Regions from separate parts of the Homo sapiens genome. Here region 1 is linked to region 2. The links are chromatin contacts, found by Hi-C or POLR2A ChIA-PET in ENCODE. All regions are on one chromosome and are shown on one strand. The core of a region is the stretch at or near the end of the contact, and the rest is flanking DNA. Distances in the headings are between cores, read along the strand shown. Region 1 overlaps LNPEP (leucyl and cystinyl aminopeptidase). Region 2 overlaps ERAP2 (endoplasmic reticulum aminopeptidase 2).

Region 1 (3,858 bases), core at 183-2,682, 110 kb before region 2:
TCCAGATGGTAAAGAGGAGGGACACAGCTGGGAATATACTTGAAATTATTACTGTCATCGAGATGACACAACATAAAGCAGTACAGCCAACAGCACAAAGACAGACAGAGTTATCATTTAAAGAATCAACATCATTAGTCTCTTTCAGTTCTTCTGAATGATCCAGAATGGTGGACCTTAAAACCACAGGTATTGAAAAATAATAGCTTTGCACACAAGGGAAGTAACTACATCCTACAGCTCAAACGTGGATGAAGCTACCCTCATATGTTTTTAATTTACTATAGTCATCAACAGATTAACACTTCAATTTTCAGTCTATTGAGTAGCAAAAAAGAGTGAGCAACTGCAATATTAAATGGCAGAAGCCCAGATGAAGTAATCTAACAGTGATTTTTAAAAACCATTTGTCAATGAGCTACGAAAATCAACTACTGTTTTACAAAAAAACTAAAGTTCTGAAACTAAAAAACCCGTTTTTACTACAAAGTTACAAAATTTCCTGTACAGTTTGCTCCAGAGGGCTAGCATCATACATGCTATTGAACTTTATCACTCCTGTTCAAAAGCATTCCCTTCTCTAATACCCCTTTCTTTCTCCTTTATTAGGGGAAAAAAAGGCAAGAGCAGAGAATGGCACATGATAAATATTTTAATTACTATATGCCCTTCCTTCTTTCATCCTAATTACCTTTTCTTCCAATGACATATCTTTAACTTTCACAGCAGTATTTCTGATAGTGATATCCATTTGGAAACATGAATGTTTTGCATTAGATTTAATACGAAAATCTCCTATAGTTAAAGATCTTAGGTCTGAGTAAAATGTGGATAAGAAAGAGAGAGAGAGAGGGAGGAAGAAAGGGAAGAGGGAAACTTTAAAAAATATAATTCCTCAATATGTAAACTGGAAAAATGGCCCCATCAGCATTTCTTGTGCACAATAAATACTAATTGTTCAAAACTCATGTATGTGAGAAAAGGAGACAAATACATTGACCAAACATAACTCTTATATACAACTGAACTAATGAACTAACCCAACAACCCTTGAATTAGAACACATGAAAATATATTTAAAAAAAGAAAGAAAATATATTAAAGATTTAACCAACCATCAAGCATCAAAATAATACACTATACTAAAGTATTACAGCATAAAAGAAGCCTGAAGTCACCCTCTCTGCTACCTTTCTTTTGAGAATAGAAAAAATAAAAATGCAGTTAAATTAAGAGTAATTCTCACTGGAGCATTAGGAACCAAGAAGGCTCAGCTGTCCTCAGGGTCAAACGTAAGGACAGAAGTTTTCATGTGGACTCTCTAAACCCGAAATGGCAGGAATTAAAATAGCAGCAGCAGCAGCAAGGGAAATAACACAGTTGAGAAGAGGAAGTAACAGACACTACTTTCATCATGTATTGGCCCAGTTCCAGCTCTAGATTAAATCAATTATATTCTAGTGAATTTTGTATATTCCTCTTTACTAAGAAGAGGAAGAGAAAAAGAAAACATCATTTTATCAGGCTTTGCATGTTCTTTTCCTAGAAATTTTTATAGTGAGACTGGAGTCACTTCATTATGGACTAAAATTTACTAATTCATTAAGTTTTTGTGTGCCTACTAAGTGCTAAAAGTGATTTACAGTGATTCATATAGCCATGATCACTACCGTCAATGGGGGAAATACCTAATATGAGGATAGATATGAGTGAACAGTACTTACAGTATATTATGAGTGGAGAAGTAGAGAATGTTATTAAAAAACCTAAGTAGGGCATCTAAACTGTCTTCAGGGAAGGAAAGGTTTCCTGGAGCAAGCAATGGCTGAGCTAAGATCTGAAGAATAAACAGGAGTAGGCCGAGGGAGTGAGGAGGCAAGGGTGTTCCTTAAGGAGAGAAAATAGCATATGCAAAGACCTAAAGAGGCAGTATGGCATGTTTGAGTTGCTGATAGAATTTTTGTGCGGCAAAAGCACAGAATGCCAGGTAAGGGCCTAGAAGGCTAAAGCAGTAAAATATGAGCTAGTCTATGGGGTTAAACTCTCAAAAAGAGCTCAACAAGCTCAGAATAAACTCAGGTAAAGAGTAAAGAGGAGGGTGGGCACAGTGGCTCACGCTTGTAATCCCAGCACTTTGGGAGGCCGAGGTGGGCGGATCACGAGGTCAGGAGATCGAGACCATGGTGAAACCCCGTCTCTACTAAAAATATAAAAAATTAGCCGGGCATGGTGGCAGGCGCCTGTAGTCCCAGCTACTCAGGAGGCTGAGGCAGGAGAATGACGTGAACCCGGGAGGCGGAGCTTGCAGTGAGCTGAGATCGCGCCACTGCACTCTCACCTGGGCAACAGAGCGAGACTCTGTCTCAAAAAAAAAAAAAAAAAAAAGAGTAAAGAGGAGCCAGGTGCGGTGGCTCATGCCTGTAATCCCAACACTTTGGGAAGCCAAAGCAGGAGGATCACTTGAGGCCAGGGGTTTGAGACCAGCCTGGGCAACATAGTGAGGCCCTGTCTCTACAAAAAATACAAAAATTAAGCCAAGCATGGTGATACATGCCTGTGGTCCTAACTTCTTGGCAGGCTGAGGCAGGAGGATTGCTTGAACCCAGGGGTTTGAGGCTGCAGTGGGCTATGATATTGTCACTGCACTCCAGCCTGGGCAACAGAGCAAGACTCCAACTCAAAAAAAAAAAAAAAAAAAAAAAAAAAAAAACAAGAAAAAACAAACAAAAAAATCAACCAATGAAACAAAAAACAGATAATAAAAGCAGATTTCTTATTGCCCAATTATTTCTAATAGCACTGAAAATTAATATACTATCAGAAAGTTTGCAAAATTTCCTTATTAGTTTCTTGCAAATACTCCAGCCATGTTTTAGCTGTGCTTCAGGATATAGGGAGATGGGGTTATTTGTTCTCTCTTGGGTTAGAGACTATCCTTTTACGGCTCATTCAAAGTTAGAGTTTTGTTTACTCAAAGACAGTAGCAATTCCTTGTACTTCCAGCTATGCTATCAAAGATATGATGACATTACCAACTACCACTAGGATTTTAAATAATTAGATTGTTGCTGCTTTAACACTCCACTATGGTAAAACTGCAATGAAACTGGCACATTCATGTATTTCAGGTGGCATTATCAACTGTAACTACACAATAAAAAGGGCGATTTGGTTATATGTACCAAATCACAAAAGGTACTGCAGTCTTCATTTTTGAAAAGCATTCCTTAAAAAATTTCATATAATGGAAAAACCTTTAAGATTTGAAATATTTAATTAAGGCAATATTTTATAACAACAAATGGTGAATCAAGTAGGTTAAGTCAATTACTATATATGTTAAGTTAAAAAAGGCAAGATACAGAAATCATATATACATAATGATTTTGACTAAGTACAAATATTTATTAAAAATGACTATAAACAAATAATCATAAGAATAGTTTTGATAGGGTAATAAGATTTGCTCTCCATTTTCAAGGTTTTATGTAATATAGATATATTAAAGATTTACTTTTTCAATAACGTTAATGATAGTTAACATTAATACAGCACATAATATGTGCCAGGCATTGTTCTAGGTGCTTCATATAAATGAACTCATTTAATCCTCACCACAACTACATAAAGTAAGTATAATTACTATCTCTTTTGTACAGCTGAGGGAATGAGGCTCACATAACTCGCCTAAAATCATATAAGTGATCAATGGTACTGCTAAGAATTGAACCCGGCAGTCTCTAAAGTCTCATTCTCTTACCACTAAGCTACACTCACCCCTCAAAAATATAGGCTTTGACACCAGATCCAAATTCAAACGAGAAATTTTCCCTTTTCTTCAATCCAAAGCATCACTAA
Region 2 (3,838 bases), core at 268-2,767:
TTTCACCATGTTGGCCAGACTGACCTCAGGCAATTTGCCCACCTCGGTCTCCCAAAGTGATGGGATTACAAGCATGAGCCACCGCACCAGGCCTATAAGTATTTTTGTAAGTAAAAACTATGTATTTGAATATGTCTCAGGATTTTCAAGAAATGCAAGTAAAAAATAGGAGCTGTGAAATAATTTTTGATTGTTGGATTTTGTTTCTTTAACCACAAAATCACACATCAGTTGGACCATAAGTGTGCTTTATAAGGGCACAAAAATATCAAATGAGATAATCAACATGAAAGTGCTTTTTATTCTTTAACTTTGATTTTTTATTTATTATTAATTATTGTTATTATTATTATTATTGAGACAGAGTCTCACTCTGTCACCCAGGCTGGAGTGCAGTGGTGCAATCTCGGCTCACTGCAACCTCCAGCTCCTGGGTTCAAGTGATTCTCCTGCCTTAGCCTCACGAATAGCTGGGATTACAGGCAAGCACCACCATGCCAAGCTAATGTTTGTATTTCTAGTACAGACGGGGTTCCACGAATTGGCCAGGCTGGTCTCAAACTCCTGACCTGAAGTGATCTACCCACCTTGGTGTCCCAAAGTCTTGGGATTACAGGCGTGAGCCATTGTACCCGGCCATGAAAGTGTCTTTAAACTGTAAACTGCTGCAGAAATATTAAACAATATTATTACTGTCCCTGGGACACAAGTGCTTGTAAAAAAGAAAGGATCTCTTCTGTCTACAATGACTTAGGGTTCTTCTAATTACAGGTATGAGTTCTCTGGGTCTAATGGTTCTATAAAAAATTATTTTCTTTGCAGTTGGAAATTTTAAAATATTTTAATAATTATTAGAATCATCTGAATTAACTGAATTTTTCTGCTTTGCCTTTCCTATTATCTACATGAATCCCAAAGACAGACCATAAGTTCTTTAATCAATCATTAACTGCTTATTAATCACTATTATAAGATCAACATATGCTAGGTGCTATCACATTAAAAAAAGAATAGACACAATTTTTGTTCTTAAGCACATTATCATTATTGAACTAATAAAAACAATAAAAGAGGGTACTATTATGTGGAACAGATTATAAGTGCACTGCTAAGAATTTAGCAGACAGGCAAACGAATGAGGGCTGGAACAGTCTGTAAGGAGGAGGTGAAATCTCAGCTGGATCTTAAAAGTTGGGTGGCATTTGAATTGTTGGAAAGAAGAAAGGGCATTTCAGCTAGTAAAGGCACTAGAAATATAGGCACAATGATCTAGAGATTGAGCAAGATTTCTTCTTATAAGAGAGAAGATTAGTTTTGCTCAACAAATATATACACATTGGGGAATACAGTTGACAACCTTAAAATTTGCCAGAGATTAGGTGTTATATGGTAGAAATTACAACATTTTAAAGATTTTAGATCAAGGGAACATAAAAGTGTAGGATTAGTCGTAGAAGAGAAACCAAAGAAAGTCAGGTCAAATAGTGAGCCCCTGGGGCCACCCCAGCGTGACATCCTAGTGTGGTGTTAGAGGAAAAAGGGAAGTGCTGCCTTCTATAGACCATGACAACATAGCAAGCAGAATAAATATGGTTGACTGACAATATATAGCTATTTATAAACATTCACAATTATTCTGTTACTTTCTAGATTAAATAACAGTCTATCGTTACCCAACATATGACTTACATTTGACAGACTGCTCCACAAGTCATCATTCTTAGCATTTCTATAGCTGAACTTCTTTAAGTACTGAATTATTCCTTTCTGGAATTTCTCCTCACCCAGAAAATCCTTGAGCATATTCAAAATACAAGCTCCCTTTAAAAAAAAACAAAAGAGTTGAAAAAAGAGATAAAGAAAATGGTAGTATGGTATGTTTTTAAAGGAAGCTTAAATTTTACGGAACATGTGTGATGTCTGAAAAGTGAACAAATAAAAAGTGAAACAAGTAGCAGGAACTGGCACCAGTGACTTAAACTGCTGATTCTATAGTCATTATTACACTTCTGAAAGCAGAGCTTCCACCTGCACCTGATATTTACTACCTTGTTATAGGAAACTTCATCAAACATTTCCTGTATTTGAGTCGGGGTTTCCGCTGGTTTGGAGATAGGGCGGGATGAATTCAATGAATCTTTTGTAATTACTTCAAAACACACATTCAAAAAATAGTCATCCTAAACAGGGAGAAAAATGTTTAGTTTTAGTTTCTATTTGACACTGTAAAAGCAATAGAAAACATAGTAGGTTTAGTAAGATGTTCTTAGAGGTAAGATTTCAATCGATATTTCTTGGGAGATGTTTCTTTTCTTGTATGTATTCCCCTTTGGCCAAAGGGGAATACATCTTTTTAAAGTTTCTCTACTTTAAAAAGATACAAATCCAATATTCCTTCAGACATTGCCTGAATGTTTATCATGTACCAGCCCTTGAATACAGAAATAAAATAATGGTTTCCATTTAGTGAATACTTGTTACGTGCCTAGACCTATCATCTGCAATCCTGTCAACACCTCTGCAAGGGAGATATGGTATATGCATTTTACAAATAAGAATATATAAAGCTTTGGCATTAAGCCACAAATTCAGTACATACACAGTAACAAGAAGAGCCTAACTTTGAATCCATGTCTGTCTATAGTGTACTGGACTAAATATATATCCCAAAGACCTAATTAACCATTACTAACCACCTTGATATGCAAATTTGTGTAGTGTTCAGACCACTATATTCGTTTTTAAAAAAGACGTACCTGAAGAAATCCCTTCACACATTTTGGGGAAGCCAGCAGACCCTTTGGAAATTCTAGAAAAGTACACCCCCAATGATGTTGATTTCAGGTTACATGCCGAGAACTCTCTATAGTACCTAGTAGCCATGAGCATTCCTGTGCAGATGTATACAAACAGTGATGTTCTTTCCTCTCAACCCACATACACAGTTCTACATTTGTATTAGTTTGCCTTCTCTCTTTACAGACTTTGGGGTGACAGATTTATGTTGATTGTTTTCTAAAACCTTCAATGTTTCATCCAGTTCTGTGATCTGTTTCGTGTATCAAACAAAATGCCATATGTTCAAAAACCACAACATTATGTAGTTTTTCTGTTTAACATTCACTTGAAATTTTAATAGTGAATTGATGATTCTTTACACCATATAGTATGATACACAGAATTGTGAACTTACAAATTGCAGCTCTGGATATGTAGCATTAACAGCGATAAGTTCCATGTATTTTGCAAAACCCTCCTTAAGCCAAATATCATTCCACCATTCCATTGTGACCAGGTTGCCAAACCACTAGGAGGTAAAAACTCAATATTATTAGAAGTTAAACAAATAAAAATTATTAACTTTAGCAAAAAATACAATAGTTACTAACTTTTTTTTTATTAGTTAGGATCTCTCTTCTCTCTTTGCTACCCTTTTCTCTCTGTACAATTTTCTTCTACTGATTTCCTTGCCTTCTTATTCTCACCACCACATTTTTGCTTGGTTTTCTTTTTTCTTTTTTTTGTGTGTTCTCAATGCCCTTAACTCTTCGACTTTCATTCTATCTGCCCAACATTTCCTAGTTATTAGATTTAATATTAAGAAAGAAAATGGAACACTTTATGGAGGTAGTTTTTTTCTTTCCTGCCCAATAAGAACAATCTCACCTTGTCCTTGATATATGATGATGTTCAAGGGAGAAATATAAATCCAAGTGTCCTGGGTGAAGTTATCTTTTTATATTAAGTAGCAGGTACTTAGGAGAATCATAAGAATTCATTTAGGGCTCTCAGGTTGTTATATAATATTACTGAAGAGCAAATTCAGTTGTTAACCTCT

Evidence for each region. A loop is a pair of places that touch in the nucleus more often than their neighbours do. ChIA-PET counts read pairs that join two places held with the same protein, here RNA polymerase II (POLR2A). Pooled maps may share reads with other maps.
Region 1: a loop to region 2 is called in a pooled map, with 3 times the contacts of the local background. The contact joins two enhancer-like sites. A Hi-C loop is called at or near these places in 2 of 168 maps with a recorded cell type or tissue (cardiac septum and heart left ventricle) and 5 of 50 pooled maps. POLR2A ChIA-PET finds 5 or more read pairs at or near these places in 3 of 52 experiments (T-cell, activated CD4-positive, alpha-beta T cell and activated T-cell).

The regions. Positions count from the first base shown.
Region 1 is chr5:97,007,190-97,011,047 of GRCh38, reverse strand. All of the region lies in intron 11 of LNPEP (leucyl and cystinyl aminopeptidase), which reads right to left. Among named protein-coding and RNA genes, the nearest start is that of LIX1-AS1, 65 kb to the left of the region's middle. Within about 2 kb of position 1,432, at least 5 of the 41 ENCODE cell types and tissues checked have a DNase peak (open chromatin) inside an H3K27ac peak, as active enhancers do.
Region 2 is chr5:96,894,715-96,898,552 of GRCh38, reverse strand. ERAP2 (endoplasmic reticulum aminopeptidase 2) reads right to left here. Exons shown (of 19, transcript NM_022350.5): 7 at 3,194-3,307; 8 at 2,049-2,180; 9 at 1,690-1,821. It also overlaps a transcript of ERAP1 not described here. Among named protein-coding and RNA genes, the nearest start is that of ERAP2, 20 kb to the right of the region's middle. RefSeq lists an enhancer at 1,368-1,427. Within about 2 kb of position 1,517, at least 8 of the 41 ENCODE cell types and tissues checked have a DNase peak (open chromatin) inside an H3K27ac peak, as active enhancers do.